Linked DNA regions of Homo sapiens: region 2 is linked to region 1. A link is a loop called in an ENCODE intact Hi-C map of the cell type or tissue named here. Cell type or tissue: OCI-LY7. All regions are shown on one strand. Each heading gives the region's core, and the rest is flanking DNA. Links, peaks and the distances in the headings are about the cores only.

Region 1 (4,921 bases), core at 1,494-3,993:
TCCGTCTGTCAGGATTCGGCAGCAGCCCGACTTAGGAAAGTGAAGTGCGCTGGGAGAGAGTGGGTGGTGGGAGCCGGCAGATAGGGGAGAATCCGAAGTGGCTTCAGAAGTACAGGGAGCGTGAGAGGTCTGTCGGAGAATGAACTTGGGAGAGACTCGGGATTACAAAATGTCGGAGAGAGGGATTGCGAGGCAATAGCGAACATTGCTGGTGATGGTGGCAATGGAAAAGAAATTGAAAACTGAGGCCAAAGTCAGAGAAGGGTAGCCAAAGGAAAACAGAGAAAAGTGACAAGACCGTATGACCGCAGAACAGTGTAAGGAAGCGAGCACAACCTAGAGGATGCTGCCTTGAGAGCTAAAGAACTTCTGTTGCCTCTGTTACACTGTAGGCCTTCACTCCTAAAACCGCAGCATCCTCTATTTAGTCTTGCACTGGGAGCGTACTGGGGTCGCGGAGAGATGATGTATCGTGTTCTCACCTTGCTGTAGTCCTCACTGGGGAGAAATGCTAAAAAATATACTTAGTTTACAGTAAGATACATGTTACTGTCCTTGCGCAATTCTGGTGACTGAACTGAAAATCAGAAATACACAGAAATAAAATGATTATTCTCCTTTGAGGTTACTGAGCTCAAGGATGCAATTGAAAACACCACATTTCCATAGTTTGTAGAGCCTAATGTACCCATCATAATGGGAACCACTGTTTCTAGTTCCTCCTCCAAGGAATTTACAGTTTCAAGGCTATGCACACTCCCTCCAGGCGACAGCAGTATGTCTTGTCAGGTTGCATTAGAGAATTAAAGTACAGAGTATGTGTATTATAAATATGTTCTGTTCAGGACCTTGAGCTGCTGGTGGTGTGGTCGAAGAATGGCATAGTCCTTGCACTCAAAAGCTACAGTATGTTTGGGACAACCGGTCAAACCCTGAAAACGGTGAACAGTAAAACAGGAGATACAGTTAACCCTCTAATGCTTTGTGGCAACTCTTGTTGAATGGCCGCTGAGTATTCTTGGTTTGTAACACTTGGTGATGGCCAAGTGCTCTTGAAACAGCTAACTTAAAATCTCAGCAGTTATTTTATTTCCAGAGGAAGGAATTCTCTCTCCCTCGGCGAGATCCAGTCCACAGCTTGCTTCACTCTTAGAACAGCGGCATCCTCTATTTGGTCTCGCACGGGGAACTTGCTGGGGTAGGGGAGAGGTGTTAGAGCTTTGAAAAAGCTTTGCCTCTCGGAGGAGTCAAAGGGGCAGTAACTGTATGGGGTGAGAGGAAGGCCTGCGAAATAAAAAGGCAAAGGAACCGTTTGAGGAGGCTAGTTGCCTTCTCGGGGCCGGTGTGTGTGCGGGGGTAGTGTTAAGGGGGAGGAAGGAGCCCGGGAGCCCGGAGGACCCTCCCGGAGGTGCGGGCCTGAAATTCCGCTGGGTGCCGGGAGGCTCCGCCCTCCGGAGTACTGACGGCCTTCGCAGCCAATGCGCAGCCAGGACCTCGCGTTCGGGAGGGCGGGTACTTCCTACTCCAGCCCTGGGCTCGGAGAAGGCCGCGTTAGTTCTTTTTCTAGGGATGTCTGCGGAAGGGGCGCCAGGCTGAGGGCCAGCCTGGAGAAAGAAAGAAAGGAAGGAAGGAAGGAAGGAGGAGGGGGGCTTCAGTTTTCCCTGAGCCATCCTAGGTGTCCCGTTTCGTGATTCAGCTGCACCTAGAACTTAACTACTACTGAAAGTTTATAGTAGATTAGAAGCGAAGTTGGTCAGCAGACTAAATATAGTCCATGTGACTGAGGCGGGTTTTACTCTGAAATTACCTGAAAATGAAAACCACTAAATGTCAGAATCTAAATCGTTAGGCGTTTTCACAACTTCTTGGGAATCTTTCCATGGTTAAAAATCTTACCAATTTAACAAGACTAACTTTATTTCTAAGCGTACAGACTCATTTTATAGTCTGAACTAGTATTTAGGTTTATTTATTTAGATAATACATGTAGCACCCACCATTGCTTTCCCCCTTTCATATTTTCCTGTCTGGACAATTTCGAGTTCATTTCCATCCCAGTAAAACAGCACTTACCCAAAGAATGAGGAAAGCACATATGGTATGATGGCAGTGTACTAGTAGAGGAGGGGAGATTTGATGCCTCTATAGCTAACATACCTGATTAATAAATTTAAAAAAAAATTGCATCGTAATGACCAGAAGTCCAGTGCAGTTACAGTTTGTGTAAATAAGTACTTAATCTCATAAGGACCTCATGCCCCAAATCTTTCCTGGTGCTTGCAGTTGATAGTTTTGGGCTCTGACTTACTGTAAACATTTAAGTATTCTTTTTTTTTCCCCTCAATTATTGCGCATTTACTGAAATATAGACTTCTTTTTTTCACTTAAATATGTGGTCTGAGATATCATTAGAGACTTTTACAGTGTTTCCAGAACTAAACACTATTTTCCTAGGAACTATCTGATGTTTTAAGAATGTACCTCTGTAGTATTACAAATGTCGCCACCATTCAGGGTACCTGAGAACTGGGCCTGAGAGCAGGGCCCAGTTAAGTGTTAGTGATTACGCACTTTTGGGGAAAAAAAAAGTAGGTAATTCCAAAATTTCTTTCAGGTTTTGTTTCCCTTGATTTTTTTTTTTTTTTAAATAGGCTTTGGTATTTTAAAAATGCACAGTGTAGTATTTAAAAAATACACAGTGTAGCTGCAGCTGCAGCTGCACAAAACAGCACTCTGTCCTCATTCCCGGTTTCATTCACATTTAAGTGTTTACCCCTTCGAATTTTTGTTGGAAAACTACGAGGGTAGGTATTTCAGTGCATCGTCTATAAAACATATTAAACTTAATGTACGACTTAAGGGTGTCTTGGAAATGCCATGTATGATTACTGTTTGCTCCGAATTGTTTTATCAGCACTTCATCAGGATTTATGTAAATATATAGCAAGATGTTTTAAGACGCATTTCTTTACCCTTTTGAGACTTTTTCAATTTAATTCTCCCCCCTCCACCCATTTTTGTAGGGAATATGGATGAATAACATTTGGTTACATAATTGTAATCAAATATATGCATTTGTATAATATAATGGCAGTTCAGAATTTTTAAATTGATACAATTCAATCTCAGAGTTATAAAACTTCTAAACTGCTGAATTCTCCTTTGGTAATTAATAGTTTGATTATTCCTAGGTGTTGTGTATTTTCACAAAATTTTTTTTATTCTGAAGAAAACACTTACAGAGTATATTTCATGCTTTTCAGTGGGCAGTGGGAATGAGAAGGACAGATGATCATGAAGCATTCCTTAATATTTTTGAGCAGGATAACTTCTTTTTTAACCTTTGTCAAAATAACTGCCCTGCCATACTATTTAGGTAATGAGGTTATACAATGAGTGGTTTTGTTGTAATAGCTATCAAAGTGTTAAGCGGAACAATATATAAATGAATAAAACTGATTTTAGTGGTCTATAAAAATTGAGAAATACGTGTTTTCTGTTACATAATGGAAATAGGCCTTTTTGTAAATCTTATTAGTAGTCTTCTGTTGGTAGTGGGTAAGGGCTACTTTTTCAATCCAGTCTGCTTTTTTATAGAATAGTGATTCACAATTTTTTTCTCTGAAGGATCACATGGTAAATATTTCTGGCTTTGTGAGCCCTGTGATTGCATCTGCTGCCATTGTAGCCAAATACAGTATCTGACCAAGTGGGCATAGGTGTGTTCAAATAAAGCTTTATTTATACAAATAGGTTGGTAGCTTTCCCCCACTCTAGAAAATAATACCAGAGGTCTAAATGTGGTGCTATGCCATTGATGTTTGGGTTGATTCGGAATTTTCCACAACAGCGTTTTATAATTATTTTTGTGCTTAGACTCTTGTGACAATTTGTTGATCTTCCACAGTTCCCTCAGAATAATACCCAGCTGTCCATTCCCAAATTTTGTGTTTCATTTCAGAGTTTGTCAGCATAAGAACCTCTTTTAGGTTTATCCATGTTTTCAGGTTTCTTCACCATTCTTTGCTTCTGGAGGATCCCACTCCTATCCTGTGACATTGAATGAATGCCTGTCTGTGGCTCCCTGCTTCTGACTAAAGCGACATAGAATCTAATGTCAGTCATTTGTCTTTACTAAATGAAAACTACTAGACAAAGAAACATACCAAAACTTACTCATATGTTTCTTTGTCTAGTAGTTTTTATTTTAAGCCTACTGGTATGACTACCTTTGTCTACTTTAGAGGGAATTTTTGACATAAGCAAGGGGTTGGGCAAATTTTTTTCTTTTTAGGAAACATTAACTTAGTCTTTCAAAAAAGACTCTCCCCCGCCCCAGTAAAAAATATTGGAAAGAGCCTGTGCTTTAGCAGAGGGCCTACAGTCAAGGTATGTTTGGCCTGGGGTAGAGGTACTTCTGACCTTTGCTCTGAAAAGAATTAGCTGTAGACTTACCTGGGTGTAGCTACTGAGTAGCATAGAGCAGAATGGAAAATGCAACAGCTTTGTGAAAAAATTACACAGTACACTTTCTCAGCTCTAGTCAGGAGTGGGTTTTGTGTGTGCTGGACTTTTGACCCCTTAGCCCTCGGGGAAGCCCAGGTAGGACCTGGGACAATCAGAATTCCTGGCTAGTTGCCACCAGCTACAAGCAGTCTCTTCTCTTTATCTGACCCTGCTGCACATATATTATCATTATCTGTGTTTACCATGATGTGGAAAAGACTAGGCAGAAAACTCCAGGGTTGTCATTGCCTACTTTATGACCTTGGTTGAGTTGCTCATTTTATTCAGACTGTAGTTGTCGCAACTCATAAAGTTGCCTTGAGGAGTAAATGAAAATACCTTTGTAAATGTATGGTAGCAGGCCCAGTGTTAGTTTCATTTCACTTACTTCTCTATTCTTAGGACCTTCAGGGGT
Region 2 (4,921 bases), core at 1,650-4,149, 520 kb before region 1:
CCCACAGATACACACAACCCATGGTTTTATTTATTTTATTTTATTTTTTGATACAGGGTCTCATTCTGTTGCCAGGCTGGAATGCAGTAGAGCGATTATGGCTCACTACAGTACTAAACTCCTGGCTCAAGCAATCCTCCCACCTCAGCCTCCCGAGTATCTGGGATTACAGGCGTGTGACACCACACCCAGCTAATTTTCTTAATTTTTTGTAGAGACAGGGTCTCACTACATTGCGCAGGCTATTCTCAAACTCCTGGGCTCAAGCAATCCTCTCACCTCAGCCTCCCAAAGTGCTGGGATTACAGGCATGAGCTACCATGCCAGGCAGGTTTTTAATTTTTAAAGAGATCGATATCTAATACAAGAGCTTGACATATTCACTAATATTTAAAATTTGAGAAGGGTATGTGGTAAATGCTATGATAATTCAGAGATGAAAGATGTTACACTGGTTACTCATACAAACTAAGCCTTCTGTAAAGCAAACCAGATTTTGAAAAACATTCAGAAGCATGCATGTGGGAGATTTAAAACACATATGAGGAAGAGCAAAAAGTGCAATTTCATCCATTCACTCAGAAAATTATTGTTAAAACCTTCTATGGATACATATCAACACTGTCCTAAGAGACAGATACATTGTAGTGACTGACTGAACAAGATTAAAAAAAAAAAAGAAAGAAAAAAAAACCCGCCCTGATAACTTTATTGTCTAAAGATCTGTGTGGACTATAAGTAATCGAAAAACTCAGAAAGACAAGTTTAGAATCAGATAATGGATAGTTTTTTACCAGACTTAGCAGTTTATAGGCAATGAGTAACCAATAGATTTTTTTTATTCTGAAGGATTAATTACATATAGGATGAATCTAAAAGATGAGAAAATGGAAAATGAGAGGTCCAAACAGAAGATAAGTGCTAGCCCTAAAAGTGGTATTCAAAATGAGAGAAAGGTATAAATATGACACATTGAGAGATAATCGACTAGACCTGCAAAGACGAGGAAAAAAGTCACTTCACTGTAAGTAATTCAAATAATAAACAGAGGTTCCTTAAGGGAAGGGATACTATATTGGGGCAGAAGGTAAGGATGCATTTGGTTTTATAAGATGGTCATTGTAAGAGGCAAAATTGCATAAAGGTTGTAAGCATATACTTTGGAATCATACAGAACTGGTTAAACCAATTCCTAGTACTATGGCCTTGATCAACTTACTCCCTCTCAATTTCAAAATCCACATTTTCATCTGTCTACCGTGGATAACAACTGTACCTACCACATAATACATAATAATTAAATGAGTTAGTTTAAATAAATTTCTCAGTAGGGTAAGTAGCGCAAAGCATGCCCTATATTATATATTGGCTATAATTATTAATAACATCATCATTTTATGTAAGTGAATTCAGTATATATGATCTGAAAATAATATCTGTGGGAAGTAGTAACTGCTGAACTAAGACAGTGGGCAGTTGAAGAACAGGAATCGGAGAAGAAAAGATTAAGGAGGTAGAACCTATAGGATGTAGGTGGGGAAAACAGATGAGAGGGAGGAGTGATTCACCAAATTAGCCCTTTATAGTAGGAGAAGGAGACTATGGGGAAAAGATGGCGAGTTGCATTTTGGCGGTATTGAATGGGATGTCAACAATGAGCTAAACTGCACTATAAGAAAGCTCACTGGAAGAGAAAAACTTGCCTAACTGTAAAATGAAAAAAAAAATTATAGTATGTGAAAACATATAAATATAGAAGGTACATTTTAAAATAAACACACTGCCCTCAATAGTTTTATTAAAGAAACAAAACCAACACATACATTATTTTCTTTTATTTAATGTTGATTACACTATCAGCACAAAATTGTCACTGTTCCATATAAAAAATACTAACATTATCACTGTCTGTAAGCTATAAGGATAAGAAAAAAGAAAAAAAAATGCTTGGTAAACTGAAATCATCCAAGGTCATTTCTGTGGATATCATACAGGAACAAAGCTTACAGAGCCTAGGGGAATGACAAGTTAATAACAACTCTTTGATAATTCCATAATTGTTAAATTAAAAAATTCTTCATTGTGAATTAAAAGCCAATTATTTACTTTTAGAACACAAATGGACTAAATCATAAGGCAGAAATACGTGTTTATTTTCATGAAAAACAGAGCCATTATCACTACAGGAGTTGGAAGATAAAAACACCTCTAGTTTTCCTGTAACAGAAGTCTCCTCCAAATAACCTTCACACATCCCTTCCAATAAACTGCTTCCTGATGACCTCAACAGTACCATTTCCCCACTCCAGTCATATTCACTTAGCACTGACTAAAAATACAATGTTCAGAATAGCTGTGTACCGGTGAAATGATAAACTGGTAAGTAGAATTATTCAGTTTCAGATGACATAACTGGTTGCTTACGGGTTTGGGGAAGAATTAAAAATCTAAAAATTGCTTCTAGAATCTTTCCCTGAGAGATGATAACAATTTTTAACTGCACCACTCTGCTGCAGCTTTAAAAACATGAGGCACAAAAATACACTTTAATAACCTTAACTAGGAAGCAGGACTACGTAATCTTTGTTCTCTCACCAAATGTTCAATTCCTCATCTCCAGAAAGAGTCTCTGCACTTCGGGTTTCAGATTAAATGCTGACACAGGTGGCTCCATTAAGAGACAAATCAAGAATATGTATAATCCAGATGAAGAGGTTAAAATCCTCTGGACTGCCTTTCAGTCTGACTAAACCTGTAAAATCTATATTTAATAGCTGATTTTCCAGAGATCGAAAGATTTCTTTTTACATATGCCCTTGATGGAATTAATGAGAGGAGAGAAAAGCATATGCTTAAATGCCTGGGGGCAACTATAACAAAGGAAGAAATTACAGTTTATTAACGTAATTCCAGTACTCATAACATATTGCTTGCTCTAAATATCCCCAAAACAACATGCACTACACAATCAAATCTCTGTAACTAATATGCTTATAGACTTTCTGAGGGTGAATTTACTAACTAAATAATGGTCAAAATAATAGCTAACATTCAGACATCTGCTTTTAAAAGAAGCATCCCTTCCACCTGCTTCTACAGGCCACAAAGATACACTCTAGTTAACATATTACTGACAGGATGATGAGAAAGCTCCTGTCAGATGCTGGCCAGCCGGGTGTTTGAGACAAAATGCACAGCCCCAGCTGAATAGTTAGAGAAAGTCTGGTGAGGTACAATTATAGAGGCATATGACAAGGCTTCATGCCTGACTGATTTGAGAACCACTGACATGGCTTTAAACAGCAATCCAACCTACCTATGGTCACAAAACAGCAATAAGTCAACTGATACCCCCTTGTAATATCATGATTTATGCCTCTGCTTTGAATACACGAGAATCTAATATGATGTTCTGCTAGTCTACCAAGATTCGCTTGGGGCTTAAACATCTATGGCCTACCTACAGCATGGATAAAATCAATGTTCTTGTTCAGGATTACCAGAAACCGTTCCATGTGTACTTGACAATGTATAAATCAACAGAATAATGTATGAATCAACAGAATAAAAAAAAACTGATTATATCTCAATTCATTAAACTCAAACATGCAAAAATATAATAATAGGTACTAACACAATACCACACTTTAAAATATAGGGAGAAAACCTATTAGAATGTTGAAAACATAACAATATTCTTGATATCTGTGCTTACATATCTTAATTTTTTTAATTTTAAACTTTTCATCTTTTAAAGGTTAATTTTTTTTTTTTTTGACATAGTCTCACTCTGTCACCCAGGCTGGAGTGCAATGGCGTGATCTCGGTTCACTGCAACCTCCGTCTCCCGGGTTCAAGTGATTCTCTTGCCTCAGCCTCCCGAGTAGCTGGGACTACAGGTGCGTGGTACCATGCCTGGCTAATTTTTGTATTTTTAGTAGAGATGGGGTTTCGCTATGTTGGCCAGGCTGGTCTCGAACTCCTGACCTCAGGTGATCTGCTCACCTCGGCCTCCCAAAGTGCTGGGATTACAGGCGTGAGCCACTGCATCCGGCAAGAAATTATCATTTTTAACCACAAACAGCACCTAAAGAAAAGGAACCTCAAGCTAGCTGATTCTCTAATGAGAGTGTCACCACTAAAACCTACAGCAAGCTGTAAGGTTTATAATTATCATTCTCTTATAACTATGAAAAATCATGATTGTCAAAAAGTAAATAACTGAGACAAAATTTCTAAAACTACAATAGAATTATGAATGTTAGGCCACCTTTACATATATTCCTCTAAAAATTAAGAGTTGGGCTGTATACTTAAAAAATTAAAAATGGATAAAACGTTAATTTCGAACATTAAACACATTATAGTCTCCGTGATATATAAAAATATGAGTATAAAAAGCTTAAAAACAAGTAAATTCATTGATTTTACTTTTAATTTACATAAATTACTTTTAATTTATGTTAAGAAATGAGTCCTTGACCTTAAATGCCACTATGCATGGAATTTATAGCAGATATATTTTATATACTGTATATATAAAAGAATTATTCAAGACAGATTCAAGTAAAGCAGCTTCCTCCATAAAAGAAGACTAAGATCATGAAAGAGAACTTGAATTATGTTTCTTTTATCAGCCCAACGGTCCCAGAGAGTGAACCAAAACAGAGCTGGTAACTTAGAGGTGACATCACCATCAAGTTTTCATGAATTGTCATAAACAGTTGATAATAAATTGACATCAAACATAGAAAACAACTCCCCCAAAATACTAAGCCTTTATGATAACAATTTGTTTTTAAAGCCAAATACTAAGTTAAAAGATAGTAATGTTAATTTTTACTCTAACTGCAGATGTAGACTATTATAAAATTAAATGTAGAGGCCGGGTGCGGTGGCTCACGCCTGTAATCCCAGCACT

The links. Hi-C counts contacts between places; a loop is a spot of excess contacts. Peaks named below come from ENCODE experiments on the same cell type or tissue, not always from the same donor. Only the 100,000 strongest peaks of a DNase experiment are listed, where the experiment ranks them.
Region 2: it touches region 1 in a loop (3-fold over the local background); 2 of 110 quality-filtered maps call a loop at or near these places.

What each region holds. Positions count from the first base shown.
Region 1 is chr1:198,157,684-198,162,604 of GRCh38, forward strand. All of the region lies in intron 1 of NEK7 (NIMA related kinase 7), which reads left to right. Among named protein-coding and RNA genes, the nearest start is that of NEK7, 3.1 kb to the left of the region's middle. RefSeq lists enhancers at 1-40, 1,580-1,799. In OCI-LY7, for the core only: CTCF peaks have their summits at 2,478 and 2,677; no DNase peak of the experiment used is centred there; H3K4me3 peaks cover 985 bases; H3K27ac peaks cover 670 bases.
Region 2 is chr1:197,635,308-197,640,228 of GRCh38, forward strand. All of the region lies in intron 10 of DENND1B (DENN domain containing 1B), which reads right to left. Among named protein-coding and RNA genes, the nearest start is that of DENND1B, 140 kb to the right of the region's middle. In OCI-LY7, for the core only: no CTCF peak of the experiment used is centred there; a DNase peak (open chromatin) is centred at 3,194; H3K4me3 peaks cover 1,901 bases; H3K27ac peaks cover 2,500 bases.